Linked DNA regions of Homo sapiens: all the other regions are linked to region 3. A link is a contact called in ENCODE Hi-C or POLR2A ChIA-PET data. All regions are on one chromosome and are shown on one strand. The core of a region is the stretch at or near the end of the contact, and the rest is flanking DNA. Distances in the headings are between cores, read along the strand shown.

Region 1 (2,956 bases), core at 57-2,556, 82 kb before region 3:
CCTCCTCCACATTATTAACCTAATCTTTTTTAATTTGCTAGAAGACCCAACCCACCCTAACCCATTCTAGGGATGCTCAGACCCTCCTCTTCGTAGCAACATAACTCCTCTTCTTTGTGTAAAGATCCACACACCCATCTTTCACAATGGCTTAAGCTCCTTTTACACACACCCCTCGTGCTGCCCAAACCCCCTTTAGGGATACCCGGACCTCCTATTCTCATACAGAACCTCCATCACCACCTTAATCCAGCACAGACCCCTCTTCCTCACACTCAAGCCCCTCTCACCAGCCTCCTATTCTGGGGGTACTCAGACCCCCCAGCGTCTTAGCAACCTCTCAGTCTCATTCCAGGAATTCCCAGGCACCCCTCACTTTAGCACACAGATCTCTCCCACCCTACTTCCTCCCCTTCCAATAACCAAATCCCATCTTCACCTTGGCCTAATTACCTGTACTTAAAAAAGACTACCTTCCCCAGCTCATTCTAGGGACACCCAGACACCCTTTTAAAATACACTTAATCCTTCTTTGTACAAAGACTCCTTTCCACGCATTCCAAGGGTACCCAACCTCCTGACACATTGGTTTAAGGCCTCTTCACATTAATTTAACCCCATCCATTACAACTGGACCCCTCCTTAGCTCTAAACCGTTCCCTTGGGGATATCGATTTCCTAATGTCTTCACACCAAAACCCCTCTCACCGCCCCAATTCTTTCCAGGAAGAACTAGATATTTTTCCCCTGCATTAACTTAATTATCTTTCTCACGCCCTAAGCCCCTAACTGGGCACCCACGTGCCGTCTAACCGGCCCAGCCCCTTCGTCCTGGACTTGCCACACCACCAAGTCCTTTACCCCAAACCCTGGGGAGCCGCGGAGCCCTCTTGGGACAGCTCTGAGGCCTCCCCTTCCCGCCCAGGTGCCCCACCAAAGCCTCAGCCCGAGCCCCGCCCCTCCTCACTCAGCCCCGCACGCGACTCCAGGCCCCTTCCCCACCCGCCGCTCCAGCCCGGCCCCCGCCCGGCTGCCCGCGCGCCGGGTCGGCCGTTGGTGCCGCTCCGCCCTAACTGCCCGGCGCGCACCCCCTCAGGCCCTCAGTGCGCAGGCGACCTGGCAAGAGGAGGCCGCGGCGGCAGGGAGCGCAGCCCGGCCGGCCTCTGCGCGCCCGCTCGCGCTCACCTGCTTCCGCCGTCTCGCACGCCCCGGGCCCGGGCCACGGCTCCCCTTGCACGGCCACCCTAACGCTGCGCCCGCTCTAGCTCTCGCCGTCGCCTCTCGCCTGCTCCGTAGCCTCGCTCTCGCCCCCAGCTACCCTCAGCAACGCCCCTCCCACCTTCCTCCTCGGCCGCCGCACGGACGGCCGGACGCAACCAATCATTGCCCGCTCGGGCCCTGCCGTTCGGCCAATCGACGTTCATGTCTCTGAGGCTTGGGCCAATAGTGAGGAGCGTCGAGATTCCCCGCAGCGCCCAACCAATCCTTTAGCGTCGTTCCCTCACCGGTCAGCCCTCGGGTGGATAGTGCCCGCCCCTTTAATCCTCCTTAGAGGATGCTCCTCCTCCTCCTCGACTCCGCCTCCGACGGCTCCAGAGGGGAACTCTGAGCGGAGGGCGGCGCGATGACGTTAGGCGGCGGAGCGCGGCCGCGGGCGCCATTTTGGGGACGCCGTGAGGGAGTCAGCGTTGGGGACAGGGAGAGGGAGGAAAAGAGCCTGGGAAATTGAGGCACGCGGCACCTTGAGGGCTGGAGCGGGGGAATGGAGGCACGGGAACCTTTGTGGTTTCCCCGAGGGTCAGAGGGAGAAAGTGAAACCACTTAGCGCGATGGGGAGAGGGCAAACTGCATGCAGCACCAGTCACATGGAGAGAGAAAAGGGAAACCAAGGTTCCAGACTCACTTTATTAAAAGGAGGGGAATGAAGGCAACAGGAAGAAACAGAGAAAAGACCGAGGGGACTTTTGGGAGGTGGAGAGAGGAGAAATGTCATAGGGGAAGCAAGGAGAGCGAGGATATGGAGAAAAAGAAGCAGGGACAATTTCATTGGAAGAAATAGGGAGTGTGGTGGGTAGAGGACCTGAAGGACAATCGGGGTGAGAGCCTGAAGGAAGTGAGCCGGTAACGGGCGGACTCCACTCCACCTCCTTCCGGGGTGACTCTGACCCTTACACCTCGAGATTGGGGCCCCATGTGTCCAAGGGGCTCTGGCCATTCCTACTCACCTCGTTCCTGCGCCCCTCAGGGCCTTGGGAGGGAGTTGCCCCAGTACTGTTAGAAACGTTTCCAGGCTGGGCGTGGTGGCTCACGCCTGCAATCCCAACATTTTGGGACGCTGAGGCGGGTTCACTTGAAGTCAGGCATTCGAGACCCACCTGGCCAACCTGGTGAAACTACCATCTTTACTAAAAATACAAAACATTAGCTGGGCGTGGTGGCTCGTGCCTGTAACCCCAGCAACTCGGGAGGCTGAGGCTCGAGATTTGATTGCACCCAGGAGGCCGAGGTTGCAGTGAGCCGAGATCACGCCACTGCACTCCCGCCTGGGCGACAGAGCGAGACTCCATCTGAAAGAAGAAAAGAAACATTTCCAGACCTACTCCTTGAACCCAAACACAGAGGAATTTCAACTTATCGGATGAGGAAACTGACTCTCAGAATTGTGTTATTTATTTACTTACCTGAAGCCACTATGGGATGCGTCTCACAGTGAGACCCGGGGCCAATTCTATGGCCATTTGGTCACTAGATGTCCTAACCTTCTCATGGATTAAATTCCCTAACACCAGGCATGTATAGTTAAAACAGATTCCCGGATTGGAATCCTGGTTCTAGGGCAAGTCAACTGTCCTGAGCCTAAGTTTCTAATCTGTGAAATGGGGCTAATAACAGCCCCATTTCATGTGAGCCCCATTTCATCTCATGTGAGGCAGAGAGTAAAAGACATCTAGGAGTT
Region 2 (2,972 bases), core at 473-2,972, 110 kb after region 3:
GTGGGTCTAAAGGATCCAGGGATCATACAGGATCATGATTCTATAGGGACAGCTGCCAGTCTGTGGAACCTCTGGAGACTTAAAAGGGACTCAGAATTCCATAGGGGTGCGTGGTGGGTCCCGAGACCCATGGTCTATAGAGCCCCGGATTCTAGGGGATGCCACTGGTCTATGAGGACCCCACGTCTATAAGAAGCCAGTTCTCCATGGGGGGCTGGCAGGAACCTGGAGGGTCTGTAAGACTTTATACGGAATGAGGCGGGTCTACACGAGACCCAAATCTTACATGGACGTGGCGGGTCTTACGCGGGCCCTAAATCCTACGGGGGACGTGGCAGTGTGCACGGCCAGGGATGCCGGGGAGGACGTGCAGAGTCAGGGTCTGACACCCGCTGGGGACCGCGTCCCTCACCTGCTCCAGGTGGAAAGAGAAGCCATCGCCGCCACCGGAACCGAAGCCTCCGCGCTCGGGCTCCGCACTCTCCCCACCCCTGCCGCCGCGTCGCTCTAGCCGCCCTGAGTCCACCTTTGCGCCCAGCTCCACTCCTCCTGCCAGCCGCTCTAGCCCGGCTCCTGCCGGGCTCCGGCCCCGACGACTCTACTCCTCCCGCCGGCCGCTCTAGCGCTGTACTGCGCCACGCAGGCCAGATAGGGCCGCTCTGGCCTGTCTTGGAGGGCCAGCGTTTCCGTATCTCGACTGCCCCCGTCACTCCCCGGGCCCCGCCCCGCGCCCGGAGGTGCAGATGGGTCCAACTCCTCCCGAGTTCGATCGGAGATCTCCTAGTCACCCCAGCGCTGAGCACTCGGACGGCGGACTGGGGCTCCCCGTCCTATTAGTCTCCCCACTTAGGGGACCCGCTGAATTTCCAATCCTCGTACATCAATCCCCTCCGTCTCCCACCCCCAGCCCCTTCCTTTGGAACCGGAAAAGCAATAGTCTTGAGTTCCAGCACAACTTTCCCTCTGACATGCAGTGTAATCTGCAAAAAGTAATGACTTCTCTGTAGACCTCAGTCTTCCCATCCGTACAATGGGAGAAGGCCTCCAGCTCTCTCCCTACACCTGTCTCTCACGGTATAATTAATGACCTAGAAAAGAGCTTTCCGAAAACTCTTTCAAATGCACTCTGCAACTTTCAGCTTCACAGCGACCCTCGTCGTTGTTGTTATTGTTGTTTTTCATTTTTAGGTGGCCCTAAAGCATGCGGGGGTTGGAGGATGGCGCTTTGCGGAAAGCACGTGCGAGTTCAAATCCCAACTCCACACTTTCTCACGATGTGCGTTCCCTGGGACGAGTCGGTTTGGCTCCCCGGGCCTCGGTTTCCCCACCCGTACAATGGTAGTGATCGTCCGTTCTCCACTGAGCAGGTGGGAGGCCTTGGCCCCGGCCTCGCACCGTTCGTCCCCACCTATGGGGCACTCGTCAAGTGTGAGTTCTCCCCTCTTTGCTCCCTTTGACAGATGGGAAAACTGAGGCCCAAGGAGGGGCGGCCGCTGGTTCCGTGGGGTCCGAAGGGGGCCCCTCCGCTGCCGGCAGCGCCCCAGCCCCTCCCTCCTCCTCCCCACTTCCCCCAACAGCCGAGGGGAGGAGGCCGGGCGGGGCCGGGGACCGAGTACCTGGTGTCCGCGCGGAGGTGACCGGCGGGGCGCCCGAGGTCGGGCTCGGCGATCCCGGGCCCTGGGTCCCGGCTCCCGCTTCCTGGCTCTGGCGGGGCAGGAAGTCGGGGCGTTTTTCCGGAGGCCCCCGCCCCGCCGCCCCTCCCCGCTTCCTGCCCGCGCCCCGCGCCCGCCCGGCACCTCCGCTTCCTTCCCCTTCTCGCCGCTTGCCCGCCCCTCCTTTCCCCGCTGCGCCCGGGTCCCTGCGGGCACCGGCCCCCGCCCCGGCCGCGCCCGAGCTCTCCCCGGCTTTGTCCATCGGTCCGTCCGCCGGGCGCGGGCTCCGCGGGACTCGCATCTCCCGGCTGGGGTCACCTCCCCGGAGGTGCTGGGGGGCAAGCCCTGCTCCCCGTGCGCCCTAGACCGAGCCACGACCTCCCCGGCTTTCCGCGTCTGTGGTTCTCATGGTCTTGCGCCCTTCCTTCGCCTCTGTGGGTGTGCTCCCGCCTGCGTCTGCATCCCCTTCTCTGTCCCTCTGTCTTTCTCTACTGGGGTCTTTCCCTCCTTGGCCTCCACCTCTCCTCTCTGTCCCTCCATCACTTTCTCCCCGAAAGCCCTTCTCTACCCTCTCCAGCTCTCTCTGTATCTTTCTGCATCTCCGTCTCAGTCTCTGTCATTTCCCCAGCTGTTGCTGTGCCTGGGCCTCTTCGTGCCCATTTTCGGTTGCCCCTTCTCCCTTCTGTCTCTTCCTTTCCTTCTCGCTCTCTCTCTGTCCCTTTCTCTCCACGTCCCTGTCTCTCTCCCGGATTCCCAGGGTCTCATCATCTCTTCCTTCCCTTGCTCGTCCCCTTCATGATCCCTGGGTCTCAGCCTCTCTCCTCTCCCTTTCTCAGGAAATCCGTGTCTCTGTGCCTCTCTGTCATTGCCCCGGGATCTCCCTGCTATCCCCAGGTTAGGACCACAGACCCTCCAAAATGCCCCTTCTGTAAGTCAACGCATCGGGAAAAGGCTGCAGTCTGAATTCTGTACTAGCCCCAATCCACAAGATAGTCCCTGTGTTTCCAAGGCTTAAATACGCATAAAGTGGCTCATGCCTGTAATCCCAGCACTTTGGGAGGCCGAAGCATGGTGGATCACTTGAGGTCAGGAGTTCGAGACCAGCCCGGCCAACATGGCGAAACCCTGTCTCTACTAAAACAAAAATTAGCTGGGTGTGGTAGCACATGCCTGTCATCCCAGCTACTCGGGAGCCTGAGGTACAAGAATCGCTTGAGGTGGAGGTTGAAGTGGGCTGAGATTGCGCCACTGCACTCCAGCCTGGGCGACAGAGTCAGACTCTGCCTCAAAAAAAAAAAAAAAAAAAAAAAAAGCGGCCGG
Region 3 (2,909 bases), core at 61-2,560:
TGCAACAAAGATGTCTGCGATAGTGCTGCAATAACGTGATGTGTGTATGTGTGGGAGGTGTGTGGGTGTCGCGTGACTTGTGTTTGAATTATTGTGCTATGTGTAAGTGTGTGCACCTTTTTGTCTGTCATTCACAGTTAGCATTGGCAACTTTGCACTGTGGGCCGTTGCTCATGCCCAAACACACTGGGGAGCAGTGTGTGTGAGGATGTGTGCGACATCGTGGGATCATGCAACGATGTCCACAAAGGCTGATGTAGTGTGTCTGGAGGCAGTGTGAGGCCTGTGCGTGTGTGATGGTGCTGAGTGCAGGTGTGTGTTGGTTTATGGGTTGCACGATGTGGGTTTCTATGTGAGATGGTGGGAGGTCAGGTGTGGTAGAGTGTGTGATGTGTGAGTCTGCGATTTTCTGAGTGTCGGTGTTAGTCCGCACAGCACTTTGTGGCTGTGATTATGAGTCTCTTGTGGTGTGATGGGTGTGTAAGGTGTGTGCCCTATGTGTGTTTCACTCTATGTTTGAGACTCTGTGTGTGGTGGGGTGGTGTTGTGTGTGTGAGGGTACATGCTGGCCTATGGTGGAATATGAGTGCAACCCTGTGGTGTGTGCGTGTCCCCAGCATCTGGGCTATCAGTGTGATGGTCCTGTGTAACTGTGACGCTGGGCATTTTCTGGGCCTCCTGGGGCCATCCTCCACCGTGTTGTGTCTCCCGTGTACCCTGTGTGGTTGTGGCTCATTGGATAGCTCAGGCGTAGTGGGGGGGCACCCACAGTGAGGGAATCTCAGGGCTCCTCCCGCCAGCACCCCTCCTCAATTGCAAGGCCTTTCTTGCTCTCTTGTGTTCCCTTCCAACTTCCCCTCCTGCAGGGCCCTCTCCCTGAACAGCACTACCCCCCGCCGTCTCCAGGGTCCCTGGTGCCACACTGCAGTGATTCACCGGGCTTCCCTCCCACCCCGTGTCACTACCCGCCCCCCCTCCCCCAGCGTACCCTTCTCGGTGATGGCACACCCCCACAATGAGAGGATTTCCGGGGTTTTCTTTCCCTGAGCGCCCCTTCTTGGAGGCCCTACTCCATATTGAGGGGGTCTCCAAGTCCCCTATTGCGGAGGTCTCTGGGAATCCCCCCACCCCCGCAGCGCTCCCCCTTCGCGGCCGCGCCGCCACTTTGCGGAGCCCAAGGGGAGGACAGCTGCAGTACCAGGGGCGGGGCCGCGGGCCGTCCGTCAGCACGGCGGCGCCCCTGATTGGCCAGCGCCGCCCCCCTCCCGCGGACGCGGGCATATGAGGAGGCGGAGGCGGCGGCCGCCGCAGCCTCTGTGCGGTGGGACCAACGGACGGACGGACGGACGCGCGCACCTACCGAGGCGCGGGCGCTGCAGAGGCTCCCAGCCCAAGCCTGAGCCTGAGCCCGCCCCGAGGTCCCCGCCCCGCCCGCCTGGCTCTCTCGCCGCGGAGCCGCCAAGATGGGGGTAGGTGCTGAGCCGGCTGGGCGCCGCTTCCGTGTGACATTGTGGGGCCGGTGACATTGGGTGTGCGCGGGGGGCGGGGGCACCGGGACCCCTGCGCTCCGGGGCCAGGCCTGCGAGACCCGGGGAGCCGGCTGACCCAGCCAATCCATGTGGTCGTGGGGCCGCAGGGGGCGGCGGGGGGTCTGTGGCGCACGTTGGCATGGCTTTGTGTGCGGAGATCCGCGAGGTTGTGGGCCAGCCCTCAGCATCTCCGCCTGACCTTGTGCGGTTGCATGTGCACAGTTGCATGTGCGTATGAGAGCTGCTGGCTCTGTCAGGCCCTGGCAGCGAGTGTGTGGGCCCCGTGGTGTCTGAAAGTCTGCGATCGCGTCTGGGTGTGTCTGTGAGAGCTCGTGTTAGTGCGTCTGGGGTTATTGAGGCCCCCCTGCTTCCCTGGCAGGGTGCGGATAGGTCCACGTTGTGGGATGGACACCAGATGACCTCTCTTTCTCCTTCCAGGCCTGGATGGGGGGACTCCGCAGTGTGTGTGTGTGTGTGTGTGTGTGTGTGTGTGTGTGTGTGTGTGTGTGCAGGCTCCGCAGTGTCGCAGCCTGGGGCTGCAGTGTGTGTGTGTGCAGCCCCTCATGTAGGGGAGCAGGCATGGGAGGCTGGGAGGAGGAGAGGAACAGGAGAGCCACGGTGGGGAGACTGAGTGCACAGCTGAGGGTGTGCGTGTGCAACTGTGTAGTGGGGAGCGTGCATGCCTGGCTGTGTCCTTGCCTCTGTGTCCGTGTGTCCTTGTCTGTCTGTGAGTCTCTCCAGCAGATGCCGCCTCCCTCCCTGGCTGACCACCTGACCCTTGCTGCAGCCCTGGATTCCTCCCTGTGTGTCTGGGGCGGGGCTGAAGGGAGGGGGAATCAGGAGAGGAGGGGGTGGGTGGGGGTAGGTGGGATGAAGAGGGCGGGAGAGGCCAGTGGAGGGAGAATAGGAGGGCTGGGGAGAAAGATGGCGGATAAAGGCTGATGGGCCCAGGGATGGAGGTGGGGGATGGGGCTGCAGATCTGTGGGGTGGGGCAGGGTGGGCCGGGGGGCTGGGAAGGAGGATTGGGTTGGGGCAGGACTAGGGGAGAGAAGGGAGAAAGGGGTAGTCAGTGATGGCTGTCAGGTAAGTGGGATGGAGGGAGGGAAGCTGTGGATGGATTGGGAGAAGACTGATGCTAAAAGCCCTAGAGAAGGAAGTTAGAGGGAGGTGGTCTTAGGAAACGGAGTGGGGACGAGAGGAGAAATGAAGGCAGCTTAGACATGGGAAGGAAAGACAGAGACACATGGAAAGACAGAGATGCTCTGAAAGAGACAGAGAAAGAGACATGGACATAGAGACAAAGAGACAGAGACAAGCAGAGAGACATGGCTGAGACACATGGAGAGACATTGAGAGAGAAAATGAGAAACTGAGGCTCA

What was found. Hi-C counts contacts between places; a loop is a spot of excess contacts on that map. ChIA-PET counts read pairs that join two places held with the same protein, here RNA polymerase II (POLR2A). Pooled maps may share reads with other maps.
Region 1: a map of CD8-positive, alpha-beta T cell shows a loop between it and region 3 (19-fold over the local background). The contact joins the promoter of ZNF574 here to the promoter of ATP1A3 in region 3. A Hi-C loop is called at or near these places in 9 of 168 maps with a recorded cell type or tissue (CD8-positive, alpha-beta T cell, Right ventricle myocardium inferior, Right ventricle myocardium superior and 4 more) and 15 of 50 pooled maps. POLR2A ChIA-PET finds 5 or more read pairs at or near these places in 7 of 52 experiments (GM12878, WTC11, activated B cell and 2 more).
Region 2: a loop to region 3 is called in a pooled map, with 4 times the contacts of the local background. The contact joins the promoter of ARHGEF1 here to the promoter of ATP1A3 in region 3. A Hi-C loop is called at or near these places in 6 of 50 pooled maps. POLR2A ChIA-PET finds 5 or more read pairs at or near these places in 3 of 52 experiments (Panc1, activated CD8-positive, alpha-beta T cell and naive thymus-derived CD8-positive, alpha-beta T cell).

The regions. Positions count from the first base shown.
Region 1 is chr19:42,074,516-42,077,471 of GRCh38, reverse strand. It overlaps ZNF574 (zinc finger protein 574), which reads right to left and starts at 1,306. Exons shown (of 2, transcript NM_022752.6): 1 at 1,186-1,306. RefSeq lists silencers at 887-966, 977-1,236 and enhancers at 1,607-1,726, 1,947-1,996, 2,077-2,146.
Region 2 is chr19:41,881,934-41,884,905 of GRCh38, reverse strand. ARHGEF1 (Rho guanine nucleotide exchange factor 1) reads right to left here and starts at 1,722. Exons shown (of 29, transcript NM_004706.4): 1 at 1,617-1,722. RefSeq lists an enhancer at 438-647 and silencers at 514-663, 1,528-2,037.
Region 3 is chr19:41,992,631-41,995,539 of GRCh38, reverse strand. ATP1A3 (ATPase Na+/K+ transporting subunit alpha 3) reads left to right here and starts at 1,310. Exons shown (of 23, transcript NM_152296.5): 1 at 1,310-1,469. The coding sequence starts at 1,464. RefSeq lists a silencer at 1,137-1,576.